Regions from separate parts of the Mus musculus genome. Here regions 1, 2, 3 and 5 are each linked to region 4. A link is a loop called in an ENCODE intact Hi-C map of the cell type or tissue named here. Cell type or tissue: heart. All regions are shown on one strand. Links, peaks and the distances in the headings refer to the core of each region. The heading gives the core; the rest is flanking DNA.

Region 1 (4,389 bases), core at 285-4,284, 450 kb before region 4:
GAGAACCAAACGTGAGAACCATGGCTTTAAACTGCTCAGCTCACAGTGAAACTTGGGTGTCAGGTCATTTAAGCTCCCACGTGATTTCTGGTGACAGCCACGGTGGAGTGAGGTATGCTGTGACCTCTGGGTGTAACCTTCGATACATGAGGTAAGCCTAAATTGATGCTTACCAACTTAGTGCCATGGGGATGCACCTCCAATATAAGCATGCAGTGCTCACCTGAGAGACAAGCAACTGCTGCTGCTGCGAATTCAGTGCATGCCTCATGCAGGCTCGGAAGCCCGCCGTGTCCAGCAGGAATCTGTCTGGTGGGAATCAGGGAGCACTACCTCTGGAGAAGAGATAGGAGGCCCTCAGAATTGACCCAGTCCATTCTGAGAGTTGCTTCTTACAGTGCAGGCTTTGGGTTTCCCTGGAAGCGCTGCTCTTCACACAGAACCTAGAGTCTGCAGGGAAGGGCGGGATGCTTTCCAACCCAGAAAGGGGACAGTAAGGGCGATGGATCCAAGTCACAAGTGGACCAGGTTGAGGCAGGCTCAGTTCGATGTCCAAGGCTTCTGCTCCCACACACAATGCTTTCCCTGTGAGCCACTGGAGGTCAAGTAAGGCCAGCTGAGGTGGAATTTCAGCCCCTATTCAGCACACAGTAGGCAGCACCTAGAAATGAGGACCCATGGGTAATGGATTAATGATTGATTAGGTTTCTCTCTACTCAAAAGGAGTCCTACTCCTAGGCACCGCTGGACAGAGGGGACCATGCTTTGAACAGAACTGGAAACTATGTTGAGAGCCCAGATTCCATAAGAATCTGCCAAAGCCGCACTCTTAATACACGGTGTAGCCTGAGATGGGAGCCGATGGCTCAGGCTTGAGATGATCGATCCAGTCAATGCTGTTGCGTCTCCTTGGTGACCTGTGGTTGGTTTCAGACCAAGGAGAGTGAGACTGAGGGCTTTCTGGAACTGTTGGAAGGATTTATCTCTTGGGCCTGGCAGGATGCCTGCAGAGAAAAGGAAACCCACACACCCAGAGGCTCTGTATGCAGCCGCAGCTTCTCCTGAAGTCAGCTACCAGGGGCTTCAGTTGTGGGGACCATGAAAATCTGTTCTTAAATGCCAACCACCCTTTGCAAGGCTTATCTGCAGGAAAGGAAAAAAAGTCCCAACCAATTTCATGAGCATGCAGCAGCAGCAGTGGCTGAGTGACGTCAAGAGCATCTGAAGTCCCTGAGGCTGTCTGGATGTACTTTCTCTGGCTCAGCTTTTGCATCTCTGGGACAAACGGGGCTGGTATACTTCTAGTGAGGCTGCATCCAGGGTGGATGGTGGTGAACTGTAAGGTGGGTGCCAGCCAATGAAGAGCTATGTGTTGTAGAGTTCCGAGTGGCAGAGGCACTGTCCGTGCTTTTAAATCCCATCTAACTAGCCCAGTAACCCGGAAGATGGGCAAACTCTCAGCCCTGGGCCACCCCTCTATGGATCCCGTGGTTCTGAGGGCCTCGTGCTCTCCAGTGAGAAAGGAAATCTCAGACTCATGGCCTCTGAGTGAGATGACAAGGGAAGACAGACTCAGTGGCAGCTAGACTGACAGAGAGCTGTGGAGGGCGTTTGGGACAGTGAGCCTTTGCCTCATGTGGGGAGGATGAGACACTCCGAATGAATCACCAGTGGTCCAGAGTCGGGTAAGTCACCAGATCCAGAGGGACCAAAACAGGAGAAGATTCAATGCTACCCAAAGAGAGTGCCAGAGAGGCAGGAGGATTGGGGTTTGATGGGTTGGACTAATGGCTAAGGATCCATTGGTACTCCTCTTTGCATCCACCTCCCAGGACTCAGGTGCTACCCACTGTGTGCCCAGCACTAGCCGAAATAACCTCTGAATGGCAGTCACTGCTGGGGCTCATACAAGACTGAAGGTTGTGAGTTGTGTCTTCCCTGGCACCCACTGGTCCCAGCCAGGGCCTCTGCACACCACAAAAGTACAACAAGGCACAGCAGCGGGTTGCTCCCACCAGCTCCAAAACTAATACAAAGTGCGACCGGTACAATCAGCCAGGTGCAGTAACCTTGCACCACAGAATGGTACACTCAGGTCTGAAGAGTGCCAAAGGAATTCCACCTTGCTGTCTTCCCTGTAGCCTTGGGGTCCCCTCCCTAGTAAGTCCTTCAGCTGTCACAAGAAGAGGACAAGGTCTGTCACACAGACTGTTGTTCCAGACCCAAAGAGATGATGTCATGCACAAAGGAGCTAATGGAAGGGATTATTGCTCACTGGTATTTTTGGCAGCTCTCAAAATGCAGCACATGGAGACCCACCCACACCACCTCCAGGCAAGCCTGCTCTGGCTGTCCGTCTTCACTCACTGGGATTCAGAAATAGTGCCACCCACATGAGATGGTTTGAGCCTGGGAAGCAGCCTGTGCTGGGGAAAGACAGAATTACAGGTGTCCTGTCGCCCAGCATGGCCAGCAGAGGGCAGCAGAGGGAGGGAAGGCTAGAACCTCCTGCCAGATAAACTGGTCTTTCCTACCAGGGATGAGAGGCCCTGAGTTCCAGAGACAGCCAGGATGAGCACCAAAGTCCCCAGCATCAAACATCACCCAAATGGTTCAGAGGTCAAGATGACAGACTACGATCTTGGGCTTCCTGCCGCAAACCTTGAAACAAATGACAACCGAGTAGTCAAGTTCAAGTACACAAGCTACAACCCACACAGACATCCAGTCAAAGCAATGACAGAAACCCATGGCTGAAATCACTTTCATCAACAGGGAAGGGTGCAGCTGGCACTCAACTTGGATAGCAAACATGACCTTTGAACTCCAGGCTTAAGATCAACACCCTAAAGGAAGACCGACTCAGAAGTCGCTCCTCGAACTTCACGCCACTGGGGAAGGCATGGTGGGAAAAGCAACTGCATTTTCCTCCCCCCCCCCCTTTTTAATGGAGATTAATACAGAGTAACTATCTAACATTCTTGGCAGAAATAAATCATACCTAAGAAGTGTGATAGTGCTTTCAACAGCGAGAATGTTTACAATCTGGAATGATGGAATTACTGCAAAGATATGTCCGGTGAAGTATGATAAAAATTAGGTGCATAAGCCCAGCACAAACTGTGTAAGGAAGAGCAAGCAACACGGGTGAGAGGAACGTTAGATGCTGAGAACAGCAAGATGGTGAAGCTGGGCTCTCACCTGGCAGTCAGCCCCCGACTTCTTGAAGCAATAGAGCTCACTGTGACAGGATGTATATAACATGCCTCGGGACAGAGTGAACATGTGACCAAACTGAGCTGGCTTAGCTAACAGTCCGTGGGAGTCAAGACACTGTTAGTGATCAAATTAATTAATCAACATTCAGAAAATGTTGGAATAAGGACCTCCCCACCCCATGCCTGCCTCCGCCTCCCAAGTGCTAGGATTAAAGGCGTGCGCTACCAACTGCTCGGCAGGTTGAGGCTTCTTTAAAGTTCCATCCCATGATGATGAAGCTGCTGCTGCAGGTGGCGATGATGCTGCTGCTGCTGGTGGTGGTGGTGGCGATGATGCTGATGATGCTGAAGATGTATTAATTCCCTCACTTTAGAAAGGGGAAACCCACTGTAATTTAGGAAGGTGCTTATCCAATGTGAAAAACATCTCACCTCCCAAATAAGGTGTTTGTTAGAGTCAATTACAGCCAAATAGTACTTCACAGACGCCTAAGGCAGATGGTCACTGCTGCGGGAACAGGAGACTTAGCTACCAAGCTTTGCTAAAGGGACATTTGGCAGGTTCCTGGGAACCCAGAAGGCAGCATGCAGGCCGAACACACAGTCAGACCTGAGCTGACCAGACCTCTCATCTCTACGATCCATGCAGGCCTGAGCACACAGTCAGACCTGAGCTGACCAGATCTCTCATCTCTAATGCAGCATGCAGACCTGAGCACACAGTCAGACCTCTCATCTCTAAGGCAGCATGCAGGCCTGAGCACACAGTCAGACCTGAGCTGACCAGACCTCTCATCTCTAAAGCAGCATGCAGGCCTGAGCACACAGTCAAACCTGAGCTGACCAGACCTCTCATCTCTAAGGCCACATGCAGGCCTGAGCACACAGTCAGACCTGAGCTGACCAGACCCCTCATCTCTAAGGCAGCATGCAGGCCTGAGCACACAGTCAGACCTGAGCTGACCAGACCTCTCATCTCTAAGGCCACATGCAGGCCTGAGCACACAGTCAGACCTGAGCTGACCAGATCACTCACCTCTGGTTAACCTCAATGCTTTGCAGAAACAGAAAATGGGGAGTCACAGGTGTGGATGGCCTGGCCAAGTGCTGAAAGGAACGTTCTAACAGGTACACACGGAGGTGCTCACCAAACGCTGGTCCTGAGTGTTTC
Region 2 (4,319 bases), core at 1-4,000, 240 kb before region 4:
CAACCATCTGGGAAAGATGAGCCCATTGGCGCAATCGTGGTAAATGTGGTACCCAACTGCTTTCTGATTGGATGTGAAGTCTGCTTGACAAGAGGGACTCTCATCTGGTACTTTATACCTAACTAAAAATCAAGACTGTGGCGGTCCTAGGCCCTAGGGGCCGTACTACTACTGCTGTAGTTTTATTAAATCAACATGATGTATCTGCCAAACTGCCCTCTACCTCATTATGTTTATGCCCATAGAGCAGTGCTGTAGTCCACATGGTCAGAGAAGCCTCTTCCACCAGTACCGGGTAGTGACTGCAGAGACTGACAACTGGTTGGTGCACATAGAATAAATGGCCGTGGAATGCACCCCCATCTTGAGAATGAATATATAATCATTGATGGAGGAGGGAGAGACAATTTAGTCAGTGCTGTAGTCGCTGGTAACGTGCACATAGCTCTGTAAACAAACTTCCACCCTAGTGAAACTCAATGGATCATAGTTGGGGTGAGGGCAGGAAGGTGAGCCAGAGGAAGGAGAAAAATCATGTCACAAACTGACAACAACGAAGAATAAAATTGATTCAAACGCAAGACCTATCAAGCCTTATAGATTATATTTGGTTATGCCTCTTATGGTCCTTAGCGATAACATCGGTCTATTGCAAAGGCCACCACCTCCGTTGTCCTGCAGATTATCAGAATATAACTCCTGAATTTGAATGCTTCCTGGTAGTTAGTAAGTTTCGTTTTCTTAAGTTTCCGCTCAGTCCCAGACAGAGCGGAAACCGAAACTCGCTCACCTTTCAGAACCTGCAAGAGCATGTCAATCCCCTCCTGGTAACACACCAGAGCCTGCTGGTACCGGGACTCTGCATCCAGCTCTACTGCCCGCTTTAGTACCGCCACCGCCGCAGTGCTATCGGAATCCTGTCCCAGGCTGGACTTAGCCATCACTGTGACAACTCCTGGGCACCGCCAGCAAATTCCAAGAGCTGACCCACTGCGCTTCCAGGAAGCGCACGCGTGACGCCGCTGCGCCTGCGCTGTCTTCTATGGCGCGTTGTGAATGGGCCGGGACAAAAAAAAAAAAAAACCTTTCCCGGAACCAAAGAACCGTACGGTCTGTGACGGCAACGGCGTGGTTTGAATGTTGCACTGGGTCCACCTGCCTCTGTTCCTCTCCTTCCGGCTGCGGGGACGTTCGGAGTGGACACAGCGGTCGCCGGTGAGTGCGGTCGTGGGAGCTAGAGGCTCTCTCTGCAGTTACGAAATGACTTTCTTTCTGTTTCGAGTTGGAGGTCCCGCAGACCTATTTCTTGATCTTCTGAAAGCAGCCAGGTTGTCACTTTATTCGAGTCGTGCTGCGACGCGCGTGTCTCTGAGAGTCTCACTCGTGTAGATCTAGGTCCGAGCCATCCAAGCGTCAGTGAAATTTATTATTTTTTTTTAAGAAGGCAAAACTTGCTTAATTTTAAGATGTTGCGATTTTAGAGTGCTGAGTTTTTGGAGTTGCTGTTTATTAAAGACAGTGATTTTGCAGGCCCCTGTGATTGTCACTTGTTAAAGCAGCTGCTTTTGGTGGCTGAGAGGCCGTTATGACGGCTGCCTACTACCTTTACGTCCTGGGAATTCGAAGAAGAGAGACATTTGTTGATTTCAGAGAACGCGGTTGATTGCACGGGAAATTCAGTGTTCTGTATTTTCAGGAATGTTCACTCCTCGTTATAGATATATACCTTGACCCTTTAGAAAGAGAAATTAATTAAAGAACCACTTACGAGCTGGTGTTGTAGTTTAGGGGTAAAGAGCTGTTTACGTGCATAACCATTGTAAAAAAGCAAAACAACAACAAAACTCCAGCAAACCTTTCGGGGTGAGGGAGAGGAAAAATGGTTTTGGCAGCCTTTTGTTTTTCTGTGTATACTCATATATTAACATATTAGAAAATAGAAATAGGTTATATATCCCATGTGATAAATGGTATTTTTCAGTTTATTTTTATGTGTATGGGTGTTTTGCCTGTCATATCTACACCATGTGCGTGTAGTGCCCATGGAGGCCAGAAGATAGTCAGATCCCCTGGAACTAGATAGAGTTAAAAAAACATTTGTAAGCTTCCAGGTGGTCACCGGGAATTAAATGTGGGACCTCTGGAAGAGCAGCCAGTGCTCATAACTGCTGAGCCATGTCTCCAGCCCCATTTTTCTGGTATTTGCAACAGTACAGAGGAAAGTTGTTGTACAGTAGATGGCAGTATAATTGCTTCAAGGTCCAAAAGCTACGCACATAAGAATAATGCCTACTGTATTGAAATGAGTTGCAGCTCAGAGCACTTATATTCTGTATGCAAGGCTATGGGTTCAATCCCCAGTACCTTCCCTCACCAAAAGGAAAAACAACAACAACAAAAAGCAGTTTTGATGGTGCTGCCTGCTTATATCTGAAATTAAACTTCAGCAGAGAATCTTGAGTGCCGAAGCTGCTTTGAGAGACACATCTATGACTTGAGCAGATCCAAACCAAAATATAAAGTCCTTGTCTTCTGGCACTGTCCCGTGTACAGAGTGGAGACAGCCACTAAATGGTAAACCAGCAAAGTACAATAGAACACGAGTACTCAAGTAAGGCAAGGTGCAGAAGTGCTGGCAGGGCTGTGGCTGCGAATGTTAAGCTGTTTGGTGGAGGTAGTCCTCATTCAGGACTGAAACAGCGTGATCCAGGTAGACCTGTTGACAAGAGAAGGTTTGAGCCAAAATAGGGAGAAGACCTCCAGCTTCAACTAGGTGTTGAACCCAGAAACTCATGCATGCCAGGTAAGCGTTGTACCTCTGAAACATATTCCTAGTTCCAGCTTTAATTTTTTTTAATTTATTTTTTAATAAATGAGCTTTTAGCTTTAGGCAATTTTAGATTTCAAGAGAAGTGGTGAGTGAAGCTTAGTACAGGGACCTGTACCTTCCCTGCTCAGTTTCTGCCTTTATCATCAAATATTAGTGTAGGGTGCTCAGTGCAGCTGCTGAACCAAATTGGTACGTTATTAACGTCATTTGCTTTATTAAGACAGATTTCTTTAGCTTTGTTGGGTGTCCATGTCCTATTATATTCCAGGATCCAACTCAGACACCAATGTAGTGTGTATTGTATATAATGATGATTGTGTAGCTCTTGGGTTCTTGGCCAGTTTCTCGGGTTTCTAGTTGTGATGACCTTGGCAGTTTCGAGAAGTGAGATATTTGAAAATGTGTTAATGAAGTGTTTTCCACAGTTAGGGTTACTATTGCTACGATGAAGCACCATGACCAAAAAAAGGAAGCAAGTTGGGGAGGAAAGGGTGTATTTTCCTTTGAGAGACACATCTCTCTTCTACATCATAGTCCATCACTGAGGAAGTCAGGACAGGAACTCAAGCAGGGCTTATGGCAAGGTGACATAAAATTAGCTAGCACACACAATAACCCTCAGTCCACGGTGGTTTTTCTCTTAAGTGGAGTTAAATGTATCGGCTTTGTGGTGGAAGTCATTTCATTACATGTCCTGGGATCAAGTATAGGTGCTAGCAACGTTTTGTTCTGTTTTATGATAGGTTCCCACTATGTAGCCCTGGCTGGAATGCTGTCCGCTCTGATCACCATTGGTGTTCCCCATCCCTGATCTCCTGGTGGAGGTAGTGTTACATGTCAGTTTGTTCTCCTTAATGGCAACCCCTGCTGTTCTGTACAGCACTCCTGGGAGCAGTGCTCCAGTCCCTTTACTTGTATGTAAGTGTGGACTGATCCATGACAGTGTAGGTCCCAGTTATAAACTGAAACTTTGTTGTGTGTTTGTTTAACTATAGTCACTCCAGTATGGCCACTGGGAGCTGTTTCAGTTGTGTCTGTATCCCTTTAATACGCTCCCTTGGGTTTGCATTTCTGAGTACCGACTTCCTGGTTCCTCAGGTTGCAGCAGACTGTCAGCTGTCTCTTGAAGGAGCCCTTTGAAGCGAGTGCTATTAAAGTCACTATCTGAGCACAAAGTGTGTTCATAGCTGCTGGTGTAGTTGTCCTCTCAACAAACAAAGTGAGCCCATGTGTACATACATGCCAACCCTAGTGGTTGGCAGGGTTCCTGAGGGGAGATGAGGAGTCTGAAAGGGAGGACTTTTCTTTCTGTCCCAGGCTTCCCAAGTGTAGGGTCAGAGGCATGTGCCACCAATGCCTATCTGTACATACTCTCCTAATGGCTGGATACCTTGGGGAAGTGATTGCTTTCTGCAAGTCATCTTCCTCATATGTAAAATAAGAGGGCACTTGGTTCTGATTCTAAGAGGTAGAATTTCTTCAGTACCAT
Region 3 (4,389 bases), core at 94-4,093, 230 kb before region 4:
AATATTTATATTGGGGCTGAAGAGATGGCTCAGCAGTTAAGAGCACTGACTGCTCTTCCAGAGGACCTGAGTTCAATTCCCAGAAACCACATGGTGGCTCACAACCGTCTGTAATGGGATTGGATGCCCTCTTCTGGTGTGTCTGAAGACAGAGACAGTGTACTCTTATACATAAAATAAATAAATAAAAATAAGAAAAGAAACATTTACTTTTAGTAATGTGCGTGTGTGTGTGTGTGTGTGTGTGTGTGTGTGTGTGTGTGTGTGTGTGTGTGTTTGAGGGAGGGGGTGCACATTAGTGCAGGTGTGTGAATAGACCAGAAGAGGGTGCCAGATACCCTGGGTCTGGAGGTCCAGGGGCAGTGGGCACCGAGACCCAAGCGTTGACCTCTGGGAGAACAGTGTGAGCTCCTAACTGCTGAACTGCCGGGCAAGGGGAGAATCCTTTCATCTCCTTCCTTTTTCAGATACCTGGGAAAGTGAGAAGTCGTAAGAATTCTAGGGGAGACTCAGTAGTGGGAAGCCCGTGCAGCTCATTAAAGGAGAGCCTGCGTTCTTGTGCCCTTTGCTTTGCTTTGTCCTTGGTAATTTTCAGCTCAGGCCACACCAACATTTGCAAACTCTTTTGTTCCAGTGTTCTGGCACAGGTCTTAATGTTGAGTACTTATCAAGGCAAAAGCGTCATTGAACTACAAGCCTGAAATCAGCTTTTATTTATTAATGAGCTGAAAGCCAATTGCAGTTTTAATTTATTAATTATTGTATGTCTGGTATATGTGTGGCCTAGAGGAAACAGGAGCCCAAAGGCCACTTTAAAATGGTGTCTAGTTGGAGAGAAACCTGCCCATTTAGTGCCACAAGCATACCCCTGCCTACAGTGGGCTTGGAAAATCCTGTATACGTAGGAACTATTCTATGTCACCCTTTGGTGTTAATGTTACTATGGAGACCTGGAGAAACTAGGTTGGTTTTGTTTTGTTTTCTCTAAAGAGTTGCAGTTTGGGTAATCATCTTAACTTCAGCAGCCCACCACCGGAAGGATTGTTACGCTGAATATTTAGAAAATGAAGATGTCTAAAGAAGAGACAGTCAAGAGCATAGGCCGAGGGGGCGGCTCTCTGTTGTTACACAGGCAAAGCTGCATAAAGCACGCGCTTCCTCATGGTTTCTGTGAGGCTGCAGAGTGGTCAGAGCCCAGCTGGTAGCCTGCTTAGACCAGCGGTGCTCATTCTTCCTGATGCTGGGTCCCTTTAATGCAGTTCCTCATGTGGTGGTGACCCCCAACCAAAAAACTCTTTTGTTGCTACTTCATAACTGCAGTTTTGCTACTGTTGTGAATTGTAATGTAAATATCTGTGTTTCCCAATGGTCCTAGATGACCCCTGGGAAAAGGTCATTTCATCCCCAAAGGACTGACTACCTACAGGTTGAGAACCACTGGCTTAGTGTCTCACGGAGCTGCAATACATACTTCCTGCTAATAATGTGTGGTTCTCAGAGTTAAATGTGAGCAGGAATCTACTTCCAGATTCTGAGCTTGTTGGCAGAATTCACTTTTTTGTGACTGTAGAATGGGCAAGTCACCTCTTCAAAGCCAGCGCTGGGGGGAGGTGGGGCGGGGGCCTCTAGCAGAATGAACACCATTAAGCTTGTAAAACAATCATGGATGACTCTTCATCTAGGTCACATTCTACTGTCCAGAAGAAAACCACCCGTCTTGTCCCCTCTCAAGGAAAAGAGAAGTTACATGTGTGGCCAGGAGGTGGCAGGAGGTTTCAGCTGGTAGATTGGCTCCTCCCAATCTACCAGCTGAAACAATCCACCCTGTAGTCCACCCCCAAGGGCTCTGTGTGTGACAAGCTCTTCAGCTAGGTGTTCCTCTGCTTCACGTGGTCTCAAAACCTTGTAGAGACTCATTCCTTAGTCCTGACCTCGTGTCGCTAAGGATTATTCATTTAGGTTTATCTGGTTGGGACTGCATTTGTCTGGCCAGAGGTTTTGGTCTGGCCTCTGGTGACCAACTGACCATTTTTCTAGTAAGAGTCAGATATAAAACACTGGACACTAAATAAAGAAGCTTACCCTTAAAATGGCAGTCAGCAAGCTGAGTATTATTATCTGTGTATTATTTCTATTTTTACTTCCTTGCAATTTTAAAATATAAAGTGAGTGACCTTATGGCAGTGCCAAGCGTCCTGAAGGCACTGTTTGACAAAGTTCCAGAGCTTGGATGACCCGGACTGAGCCTCCAGTGCCCTGGGTAGAAATCCGCTACACACATGATACTTATGTTTCTCACTGCTAAAGGCCTCTCTGAAAGCTAGAGCTGGAACAAGAAGCTGCTGTAAACAAGAGTGGAATCAATGGCTGTTCCCTGGGAAAAACAGTTCTGCAGAAAACTGAGTCTTTCTTAGAACTTACTATTTAGATACACTTTTAGATTATTAATGAGTGTTGCTAGTAAGCATGAGACAGGATGTGAGAACAATTAGTAAAGAAGAAAAACTTAGGGAATTCTAGCAGCTGGCAAATGAATTGAATCACTAGGCTTTTAGATCTCGCTTCAGAAACAAGGAACTAGTGTGAATCGGAAGAGAGTTTGGCCACACAGTTAATGACAAACCTTGGTACCTTCCTGAAGGAAGCAGTTTTAGGAATCCTGATGTTGTTCTGCTCTTTACAGAATTGTAAGAAAGATGGGAATTGTATTGAAACATGGGTTCATGACAGAGACACAGAAGAAAGCATGCTGGCTCCGTGAACTGCCTGCCTTCCTGACCAGAACTTTTCTATATATTACAAACAAAGAACAGACCGCCTTTGCTTTTAAGCAAGGGGCTGCACAGTGTTTTAGGAATCTAAGAGAAAGGACAGTGGTCTTATGTCAATTATAAAAGAAATATAGAGGAAGGGAAGGAGGAATTAGACAGAGGTCAGAGAAATTGAACCTTTGTAGAAATCCAAGCTTGATACAATGGGGAGTAGGAAATAACTTTTGATCTATTAATTTTGTGCCAAACTGAAACAGAATCAAATTCAAAATGTCATCCTGTCTGGTATTTCTGCAACCACAAGGCTTTCTGACACCAATCTTAAGGAAGAAGATACTTAGTTTAAAGAAAATTGGGGGCTGGAGAGATGGCTCAATGGTTAAGAGTACCGACTGCTCTTCCAAAGGTCCTGAGTTCAAATCCCAGCAACCACATGGTGGCTCCCAGACTTCCCTAATGAGATCTGACGCCCTCTTCTGGTGCATCTGAAGACAGCTACAGTGTACTTATGTATAATAATAAATAAATCTTTAAAAAAAAAGAAGAAAATTGATTTCATCATAATGTTAGGTTTTAGTTCTCATAAAATTACTGTTTGCTTGCTGTGTTCCTCTTTCACTATTCTTGTGTAATCAAGGAAGGCTTTAGAAGAAAATGTATCTTGAAAAGCTGGGTAATCAATGAATAAAGTTCCTGAGGAAATGATTTTGTGTCTAAATATAGCCTGTGAGAGACACAGGTTGTCAGACTAGGCCAAGCCATACCGAGATGTGCTTCCATCTCTCATGAAACAAAACTGGATGGTGTCTCCCTTCTGAAGCTTCCCTCGATGCTCTTACATCCGCCAGCTGCAAGCCCTGGCCTCAGCAGGGGCTGGTCCCTGGCAATCTTAGGCACTAACTCTGCATATTCTGTTTGCTAGTTTCCTTGTATGGAATAAACTGTTAGTCAGTAATGATAATTATACTAAGGGCAGTGATTACAAAGAAATACAGATGGGTATAGCTTTCACATGATAGGTATGATCATGCATTCCTGGAACCCTAGCACCGGGGAGATGGAGGGAAAAGACTTAAAGAGTCTCAGGCCAGCCTGGGCTGCATAGGGAGACGTTTTGTTTTGTTTTATTTTAAAACATTTATTCAGCTGGTACACAAAAGAAAACACAAAACTTAATCAAAGCAACATGTCCTGGTAGAGAATGGGCGAGGGAACAGAGCTGCTGACCTCCTGCAGCTGGAAATGAACGGGAGGAAGAGGGGGGGGGCTGGGGCTTGATATCCAAGTCCAGGCTGTGTGCACCATGGCTACAAGGCTTCTCAGTAGGCCCTATCTTTTAAAGGTTCCACTCTTCCCATTGATGCCAAGTTGGGACCAAGGATTGAACATGGGGGCTTTGGGAGACAGGCACTCCAGATCCAAGCTACAACAGCTCTCTTCACCCAGCTTTGGAGAAAAATTTAAAAATTAGAAGTAAAGTTTACATTGAAAAGCCTGGTGCGTATCTCTAAGAGGAATATGGGCAACAAATATAAGGAATTTGAGGCTGCTGAAGATGCAAGGCAATTTAATGGACATTTGGGTTAACATCTTAGGCATAGTTCTCAGTAGATTTCTG
Region 4 (4,389 bases), core at 94-4,093:
TTTTTCTACCTGAGATGACATAGAGATTTAATGTTAAAAGTGATTCCCACCCTTAAGAAAATGAACAAATATGCATTATTTACCATAAAAAGGAGTAAAGTTTCATGACAAGATACACGATTTTGGTACATACTGACCTCAAAGGACCTACAAGACACAAACAAGAAAACAGAAATTCAAGAAAAATGGCAAGTAAGTAGTCTAAGCAATGAACGAGTGCACTCGTGCAGACTGAAGTCCTGGATGGAGAGCTCCAGGTAAGCTTCCAAGTGTCCATCACAGGTAGCACTGGAAGGGCCGGAAGGGTATTCTAGCAGCATTTGCCTGGGCAAAGCCCGGTCAATATGGGAAAGCAAACTTATGGAGTCTTGCTAAGCTGAGCTAATGCGCACTCCATAGGAACAAGATTGTGGTATTATTACTCTACGTAAAGGAAGAACAGGTACTAGAGAAGCCAGAGACCAAGCAAATAATTTAAGAGCTGTTACATAGCCCTTAATAGTTACAAATCCTTTTTATGAGGTCTCTTGTTTTTATCTACATACCATTTCTACTTTATACCCAAGAAACACCAAAAAACACACGGTGAAATCCTAGGCATGTATCACCTGTAGTGTTTTTTTAAACAATCAAGGAACGATACTACAGGAAAGTCCGGGCTTTGCAAACCCGGGACAGGAAGAGTCTCCAAACAAACAAGTGCCCCCTCGGTGCACCCCGACTGTTATTATAACAGCACACCCAAGTGTGAACTGAGCACCTGTACAAACACTTGGGGACAGGTGTCCTGCACATGAAGGGGACAGATAAGTGACAAGGGAAAAGGAGTGAGAGAAACACTGCCTCCGGGATGCCTAAGAGCAAGGCAGAGGGGAGAAGCCGATGCACCGGGGACGAGCGAAGACCCGCGGCGCGGGCCCCGGGTGCCCCCTGCCACGTTCTGCAAACGCTGGCGGAGCGGACACTCGAACGCGCGAGGGAATGAATGGCCGGCCAGGCGCCGGCGCAGGAGGAACCGGTGACTTGCGACGCCAGCGGCGGGACTCGGAGGCAGGGCCGCGGGCGCCCCGATCGGCGCGCGACGGAGCGCCGGGTGTGGAGCGGGAACGGGAGGTCACGCGTTACATAACCCGGCGGCCGGAGGCGCAGGGGCGACGCGGCGCGGCAGGCAGGAGGCCTCGCGGCAGCACCGCGAGCCCCCGGCCTCGGCGCCTCGGGCCGCTCGTGCGGCGGAGGCGGGGACGGCGGAGGCTCGGTACCCCTCCCCCACCCGCCGGCCCGGGGGTCGCTCACCTTCCGCGCCGCCCCAGGCCACCATGCCCGGGCCCAGCCGCTTCCTCGGGCCTCGCGGGCGCCGCCGTCGTTCAGTGTCCTCCCCGCGGCTGAGGGGAACGCCGGGGAAGGCAACCGGTCAGGCGGCCGCCCAGCCGCACCGCACCGCACCGCGGCCCACGCTCCCTCAGTCGCTGCGCCCGCCTCGCGCCTCCGCGGCAGCTCCGCCCCTCCCCCGCCGCTCCTCTGGCGCGCGCCCGGCTCCCCCTCCCATCCACACCGCGGCCCGCTGGCCCGGCCCCGCACGCACTCACCGGGCGCGGCGCACGCGCGCTGCTCGCGCCCGGCCCGAGGCGACCCCGGCCCCGCCCTCCTCTCGCGCCGGCGCCCGCGGGGAGGGGGGGTGGAGAGCAGCGCCTCGGCTGCACGTGACCGTGCGGCTGGCTGGGCGGAGGTGGCGCGGGACCCGCCGCATCACCACGCTGCCTCCCGCCGGGGCCGGCTAGCTAATGGTGCTGCAGCGACGCGCAGCCGCGCCCCGCCGTGCCCCGCCCCGCCCCGCCCCGCCCGGGCTCCCCAGCCGCCGCGGAGGGCGCGGGTGCCGGGACTAACCGGGTAGACGACCGCGCAGGGTCGGCCGAGGCGCGAAACGCGTCGCCGCACCGCGCTCCGATTGATGTGCGGCGCCACCTAGCGGCGGCCAGGACGCTCACAGGCTAGCACATGCTCGGTCGGCGAGCGGAGAACCGCGGCCCACACGGGTCTGCGGGAATGCCAGGTCACTTGCTGGCAGCCAGCTAGGCTGTGTCCAGACACGACGTCCCTCACAATCTTACCACTGCCGGTCCTGTGCTCTACCTGCCTTTCCCACTTGCAACACACAGACCTGAAGAAAATTGCTTTCCCTTGTGATGGTTAAAAACAAACAAACAAAAACAAAAAACCAGCAGCTACACAATTTATTCGTGGATGTTAAATACACCTAGCAAAAAAGAAAAAAAACAGTCTCTTAAGGCCCATTTCCCCCGCCTCTGTAGTGTCTGTTCAATGGGAGACTGCATGGTTATTGTGATAGTCTTTATTGTTGGAATGCTCAAACATTAAGCCAACCAACTCCTCGCCCTAGACTGAACACTTTTGTTCCTTCCCCACCTTAAGACTTTTGAAAGGAGTTTGCAGGCACTTAGAAAACAGTAGTACTCTTTTTAAAACTGACTTTGCAAACCTGAGGTTCCTTTCCCAGAGAGACAGGAGATAATCGAAATCTCTCTCTCTCTTTCTGTGTATGTATATGTACATGGGAAATATATATATCTGTCTCGATTTTAACCTCTCCCCCTTTGCTCCACTTGCTCGCTCTCCTTTATGAATTCAACTTCAGTATTCCCTCCCAGCTCTGTTTCTCTGGACCCACAATTGAAGAGCTAGATACAGTGTAACTGCAGGAGTTTCAGAACGAGCTGCAACACCACCAGCTTGTGTTCGGAAATACCGCTGGGCGGGAAATGAGGCTTGTGAGGAGTTTTGAAAAACTGTCTCTACACAGCAGTTATTTCCAATGAGAAAAACACCAAAACTTTATTTTTGAGACTGAAAAATAACTTGTGAATACTTTTCCTCTTCTTTCATAATCAAAGATTACTTTTTCTGTATTTTTCTCAAGCAAATAAACAAACTGTCCCATCCTCGTTTGCTTTCTTTTGCTGCAACAAACATTATTACCAAAAAAACAACTTAAGGAGGAAAGGGCCTATCTCACCTTACAGTTTACAACCCACGGGGAAGGGAAGTCAGGACAGAACCTGGATGCAGGAACTGAAGCAGAGACCACTCAGGAGCCCTGCTCACTTCACTGGCTTGCCTCTAATGGCTTGCTCCTCTATTCCTGATACAACTAAGGCCACCCACCCAGGGTGGGCACCGCCCACAGTGGGCTGGCCCATCCCACATCAATCATCTGTCCCACAGACTTGTCCACAGGCCGATTCTGATAGAGGTGTTTTCTCAGTTGATGTTCCCTCTTCCCAGATGACCCTAGCTTGTGTCAAGTTGAAAGAAAGTGGAAAGAAGATGTCTTTCTCTGTAAAACAAACAGAACCGAGAGGCGAGAAGAAATAAACGGTAGATAAATTCTAGAGTCTGTGTTACGAACAAGTTTGCCCAGGGTTTATTTTTATCTACTTCAGAAAGTTCTTATTTTAACTTTATTGTCAAGATTCACTTGCCCATCTATTTATTTTTATAAAGTCTATATTTTTCCTTATCGAAGGCGAGCTAGGCTTTGGAGACAGCACCTAAGATGACCCATCTGGGCCCCACACTTGGGAATCCTTGGGGGAGCTGTACCTTTTCACTCCTTTCCTAAGCTTCATTAAAATTGATTTTTTAAAAAAATTTAATCATTTCTGACACCTTAAGAAGCCCGTAAGAATGCAGGTCAATGGCCCTTTTAGGGTTATGAATAAAAGGACATGAATTCTGCTACACATTCACTTGGCCTCTGGCAGTAAATTCCATATATATATACTTTTAAAGTTTGTTCTGGAACCCCTGACAGTGGTCTGTTCACAGTGACTTACATGGCCAGGTAGTGCTTATTATTACAAAGCATTCCATCCATTATGCTGACAGATGAAATAATAAGAGGGCGTGGCTCAAGCCCACGTGAACGGAGGGTGTTGAAAGCAGAGTTGGTTTGCCAGGACTTAACACTCTCAAACATACATTCAGGTTCGTATTTAACCAACACAGTTCACAACATTCATTGTGACCCAACGAGTAATCAGTCATATGGTACACCCTGTATGCCCGTGGCCAAACATATTGATTTCCTGTCTTTAAAAAGCTTTTAGTGTGGTGAGAGGCAACAGCTGCAGGCTAGGCTCAGGGCTACCATCTGAGGGCAATCTTGCAGGCACAGTGGGAACCTGCGAGGAAAGTTGCAGTACGGACTGAGAGGTTGGTTCTGTTAGGGAAACACCGGAGCCACATGGGCGAGGAACGGAGACCAGGGAACATTCTAGAAACTGTGAAACATGAAGCCGAGAGTGGCATAGGCTAGGAAGGCAAATGGAGGATGGGAGAATGAAGAGTTCTGTGAAGTATGGTGATCTGTCA
Region 5 (4,389 bases), core at 116-4,115, 130 kb before region 4:
AATACACTAGCTTGCTTTTCGGCATACTTCCTCAAAAATATCCTGACATAAACGTTACAAGTCCAGGTGACAGCCCATCGCTTCTACGACTAAAGGCAGGCTCTTGAAGCAGAGAGAAGTAATTACACACACGTCTACTTGTGTCCAACATCTGCTGGAGAACAACATTAATCTGGGAGTAGATTAATTAATGCAACCAAGACAATCCCTACTCTCTGAGCCATGCCCACTGGCCAACCTAATCTACCCAATTTCTCAATGAGTCTTTCTTCCTAGGTGACCGTAGATTATTCTATCAAGTTGACAGCTAAAACTAATCAGCTCACACACAAAATAAGCCTGGGCATGGTGGCTCATGATTACAACCTCAGCTCTCAAGGGCAGAAGCATAAGGGTCACACCTCATATTTGGAGCGATAGGCCTGGGCTACATAAGGTCATTTAAAAACTCCAACTGTCAGCTTCTCATAAATACTATACAACTGAAAAGAAGCTGTACTCCCAGGATCCCTAACTCGGGGAAGAGAGAGAAGGATCCGAGACCAGCCACTCAGAATCTGCATCACAGTATTCGTTTATCACCGAGAATTTCACAGGAGACCTTTACGTTTAAATGCGGAGCTTCACGCGACTAAAAGTGCTGCCCTGAATTAGGCGGAGGTGGTCACTGCCTTTATATTGGGGGTAAGGACATAACTTTCTATTTATTGAACCAAATCGAGTATTATTCTTACCGACGAACTGGGGGCCCTGACACCTATGTACTCCCCTACAAACTCCTAACCGAAACCCTAACCCCATGTACCTGTCAGCAGACTCTTCGCCACTCCCTGAGCTCAAGAGACTGGTGGAGTAGTTCCGGGGGGACCCGATTTCGCACTAACTGGGGCGCATGCGCCGTAGCCTCCGCAGCCGCCCAGACGAGGCCCTCCCAGCCGCTCCCTCGATCCCAGCCGAGGATGTGTCCTTCATCAACACTGGGACGCTGTGGCACTATCGGCCACATCACCCTCAGCCGTACCTGGACTATTGATGAGGCCTACGGAGAGAGGAAGCCGCAGATCAAGAATACCCACCGGGTTCACACAGGTTTCAACCTCGCAGCAATTGTTAAGGGCAGAGAAGGGGCTGTTAACTCCGCCACTTCATTGGCTACAGTCCTCTCGCGATACAATGTGAGACACTCGCGGAAAGGGCGGTGGCGAGTGACGAAAGCCTCGGAGAAGCCCTATCCTCCGCCACCCGGAACTACTGGCTTCCGAGCCTACGCTTCACGTGGGCTAATGGCCGGAGGGATGGGCGCTAGGCACGTTGGGAATTGTAGTTCTTTGTGCACTGACTGCGGGTCCCGGCTCTACCGGGAAACGAGCCGGGTCTTGAGCCTGAGTGACAGAGGGGCTTCATTTCTCGTTGTGTTTAATAGTTTCGAAAGTGTAGCTTACAGTACATTATAATTTATACACAGCTCACACTAGTAACATCGCCCCGAAACATGGAGAAAATTTTCACCATGCCAGGATCTTCCCTCCTGACTTTCTTAGGCACATGAATTTTTAGAACTTGCTCATACGAAGATTCATATTAGGGGACCCGTTGCTGTGTCCTTATGTCTTTTTCCCCTTAATAAATGTACACAGTTGACAATTCATGAGTGTTTCTGAGAGGGATCCCATTTTTTGTCCTGCCACCCCCAGAACGCTCATCATTGACTCTTTGTGGTCCTGTAATGGACTTCCCGCAGCTGAGGCCGCGTAGGCAGGGGAGAATTTTCAGTCCCACTTCTGCGTCGAAAGCCAGCCCCGGGAAGGGTGCCGACGTGAGAAATGAACGGCCTCATTGTCGTCCTCTAGGTTCTAGAACCCGGGATCCGCCGGACGTCGGTGCGCGGCGCTCACTTGCGGCGAGGGGGCGCCTGGGTTCCCACCTGGCCGGCGGCTCTACTGGAGACGCTCTAGCCGAAGCGCCGCTCTCGATGAGCCGCGCCCTGCGTCCCCACGCCGAGGCGGCGGGGCGATGCGCTTGCGTACTGAGGGCTCACACCATATGTGCCCTGTCCCAGTGCGCGGGTCTGTGGAGAGCCGGGTGCGAGAGGCGGCGGCGCGAGGGGGACCGAGCCGAGCGGGCATTGGAGTCAGCCGGGAGACAGTGGGTCTGTGAGACACCGAACCGAGGGGCCGGGGCCGCGAGCGCCGTTGACAAGCGATGGGGAAGAAACAGAAAAACAAGAGCGAAGACAGGTAGGCGGCGGGGCTCGGGCCGGGGGTCCTCCGGGAGTCGCGCGGGGCCCTGGATGGGCGAGCCTCGACGGGGCGCGTCCCGCGGCCGGGGCTCGGGCTGGGGTCCGAGGCGTGGGGCTGAGGGGCTCGGAGGTCGTTTGGGGGTCCGGGCGGTGTGGGGCCGGGCTCGGGCGCTGCTAAGCCAGGCCTACGGCCCAGGTGAGTGCGAGCCGGGCCCGGAGAGCCCGGGTGGGGCGGGCCGGGAACGGCTCCCTCGCCTCCCCTGGCCCTGGGAACGCCTCCCAGAGCGGCTCAGGAACTTCGGAGGTGCTCGGGGTTGCGGAGAGGTAGCCCAGCGGCTCCCTCCTCCCGTGTGCCAAGTTGGAAACACTTCTGGGGTTATTTAAAGTCCCGGTTGCCCAGTCCTGCTTTCTGGCTTTCCATTTTCCGGCCTCTTTTTTTTTTTTTTTTTGCGTATGTCTTGGCTTCCTACCGCTTCCCTTAAGAAAGGAGGAGGGGAAGAAACCAGTCAAGGGTCGCTGCTTTCTAACCTTAAAAGAAAAAGCCTTTTCAGGGGAAGGAGTGTGTGTTTATGAGCTACTTAGGCGGAGATTTGGGGAGCATGCCTGTGCCACGTTCGATTAAGTTCTTTTACCCTTTTCAGTTGAGTTGACTTCCTGGGCGTCTGCAACCATCTGTTCCATTTCATCTTTAAGTAATGGCCATTCAACTTAATTTAAAACACTACAGGTAACCGAAAACAAAACCAAGCCTTGTGGCACTTCATCGCTGTGGCTCACACAGACATGGTTTTGAAGTTAAAGCTGTTGAAGTGTATGTCGGAACACTTAAGTGTGTGGACCTCGCAGTTGGCTATCTGGCAAGAAGAATTTAAAGACTAGGCTTGTATTTTGGTTTTAGGTCTGTTGGAGAATGTAAACTGGTCTGCGGAATAGATTCTGGGTTTCTTGTGGCAGAGTTAGTGTTTATGAGGAACAGGGTTTATTACAGATTTAGATGTGAGCATTAAGAGGGACAACAGAGGAGGGTTCTGTAGAGCAGGGAAGCTGAGAACTTCCTCTAGAATGGGGGTAGGGCTTCTCAAAGAGTGGCCTGAAAGTTACTGTTAGTCAAATCAGGAGAATAAAAAGAGGTAAGCAGATATTCCTGAACCTTTGGTAGGACATTGGCATACGTGAGTAACATTTTATTTATTTATATTTTTCTGAGAAGAATTTTGAGTTCTATCAGTCATCTATCTATGTATGTACTCTGCATTGTCTGTTTCTGTGTTAAATCATCACCCTACCCTGCCTTTGCCGGTCTGCAAACATCATCACTTGGCCAGTTCTAAAATACCCACTTGTTGGACAGTCTAAACCAAATCTGAGGCCTTTCATGTGTACAAACGTCAGGTGTATCTGGAAGATAAAGGTTGTGCTGGGGCCCTGTAGAAATGTAACAAGACAACCACAGTTGGATTGGACTAAGGAATAGGAACTGTTTTCTTACCTCTAAAGCTAGTTTCTGTTTTCCCTGATAGCGTTTTTTAGAGTTGTTAAAACTGGGTCTCACACAGCTTAGCCTGGCTGCTTCTCTGTGTGGCCAGAGGGGCTTCCTTGAACCTCCTGACTCTCCTTCACCTTGTAAGGAATTACAGGAGTAGATTACTAGGAGGCTTCCTTGAGTTTTTAAAGTTTTTTTTTTTCCAGTTTATCTGTTTGATTCATGTTTATACCAAGTTTAAATTTAAAAAATCCATATTTTTGTTACTCAGTTTCTAGTTTTTACTTACCTTTCGGACTTTTTAACGATGGAGAAAAGCTATTGGAAGGAAAGATACTAATTTTTGTCTGCAGTTTTAGTAAAGATTTGTTTATAAAAGATTTTCCCCTGTGGGAAATCTTTAGAACAGAAGAGATCCAGCTCCACTCTTGGTATACTAACACACTAACCATTTGAGAACAGGCTCTTGGTGCATCCCTTTGGCTCACTTTGATGGCAGTGCACCCTGTGAGGTTTATGTTGCATGGTCTAGTGCTTACCAGATCCTTGCTCAGGCGCCTTTCCCCAGTGTGGATCAAGCAGTCTGGGGCTCTGCCCTGATCACTAAAATTGCCTGGCTTTTAAAAAACTTCGGTACCTCATATGGGGTGTTAGGGTTGGGGAAACA

What was found. A loop is a pair of places that touch in the nucleus more often than their neighbours do. Peaks named below come from ENCODE experiments on the same cell type or tissue, not always from the same donor. Only the 100,000 strongest peaks of a DNase experiment are listed, where the experiment ranks them.
Region 1: it touches region 4 in a loop (6-fold over the local background); 5 of 42 quality-filtered maps call a loop at or near these places.
Region 2: it touches region 4 in a loop (4-fold over the local background); 8 of 42 quality-filtered maps call a loop at or near these places.
Region 3: it touches region 4 in a loop (7-fold over the local background); 8 of 42 quality-filtered maps call a loop at or near these places.
Region 5: it touches region 4 in a loop (6-fold over the local background); 14 of 42 quality-filtered maps call a loop at or near these places.

What each region holds. Positions count from the first base shown.
Region 1 is chr1:37,676,119-37,680,507 of GRCm38, forward strand. All of the region lies in intron 1 of Cracdl (capping protein inhibiting regulator of actin like), which reads right to left. Among named protein-coding and RNA genes, the nearest start is that of Gm39628, 6.2 kb to the right of the region's middle. In heart, for the core only: a CTCF peak has its summit at 2,476 (motif pointing right); a DNase peak (open chromatin) is centred at 2,463.
Region 2 is chr1:37,889,370-37,893,688 of GRCm38, forward strand. It overlaps Mitd1 (MIT, microtubule interacting and transport, domain containing 1), which reads right to left and starts at 1,042. Exons shown (of 7, transcript NM_026913.3): 1 at 791-1,042. The coding sequence starts at 941. Mrpl30 (mitochondrial ribosomal protein L30) reads left to right here and starts at 1,108. Exons shown (of 6, transcript NM_027098.3): 1 at 1,108-1,215; 2 at 3,574-3,654. In heart, for the core only: CTCF peaks have their summits at 1,002, 1,204 and 2,227 (motif pointing right); a DNase peak (open chromatin) is centred at 1,062; H3K4me3 peaks cover 2,531 bases; H3K27ac peaks cover 1,510 bases.
Region 3 is chr1:37,901,599-37,905,987 of GRCm38, forward strand. It overlaps Lyg2 (lysozyme G-like 2), which reads right to left. Exons shown (of 6, transcript NM_001033427.3): 6 at 4,325-4,389. Among named protein-coding and RNA genes, the nearest start is that of Lyg2, 13 kb to the right of the region's middle. In heart, for the core only: a CTCF peak has its summit at 1,742 (motif pointing right); no DNase peak of the experiment used is centred there.
Region 4 is chr1:38,128,169-38,132,557 of GRCm38, forward strand. It overlaps Rev1 (REV1, DNA directed polymerase), which reads right to left and starts at 1,498. Exons shown (of 23, transcript NM_019570.4): 1 at 1,294-1,498. It overlaps Gm5099 (predicted gene 5099), which reads left to right and starts at 3,915. Exons shown (of 6, transcript NR_151587.1): 1 at 3,915-4,002. In heart, for the core only: CTCF peaks have their summits at 1,046 and 1,982 (motif pointing left); DNase peaks (open chromatin) are centred at 1,063 and 1,723; H3K4me3 peaks cover 2,350 bases; H3K27ac peaks cover 2,582 bases.
Region 5 is chr1:37,996,088-38,000,476 of GRCm38, forward strand. Txndc9 (thioredoxin domain containing 9) reads right to left here and starts at 1,121. Exons shown (of 5, transcript NM_172054.4): 1 at 1,022-1,121. Eif5b (eukaryotic translation initiation factor 5B) reads left to right here and starts at 1,923. Exons shown (of 24, transcript NM_198303.2): 1 at 1,923-2,237. The coding sequence starts at 2,203. In heart, for the core only: a CTCF peak has its summit at 1,894; DNase peaks (open chromatin) are centred at 1,184 and 1,994; H3K4me3 peaks cover 3,551 bases; H3K27ac peaks cover 2,517 bases.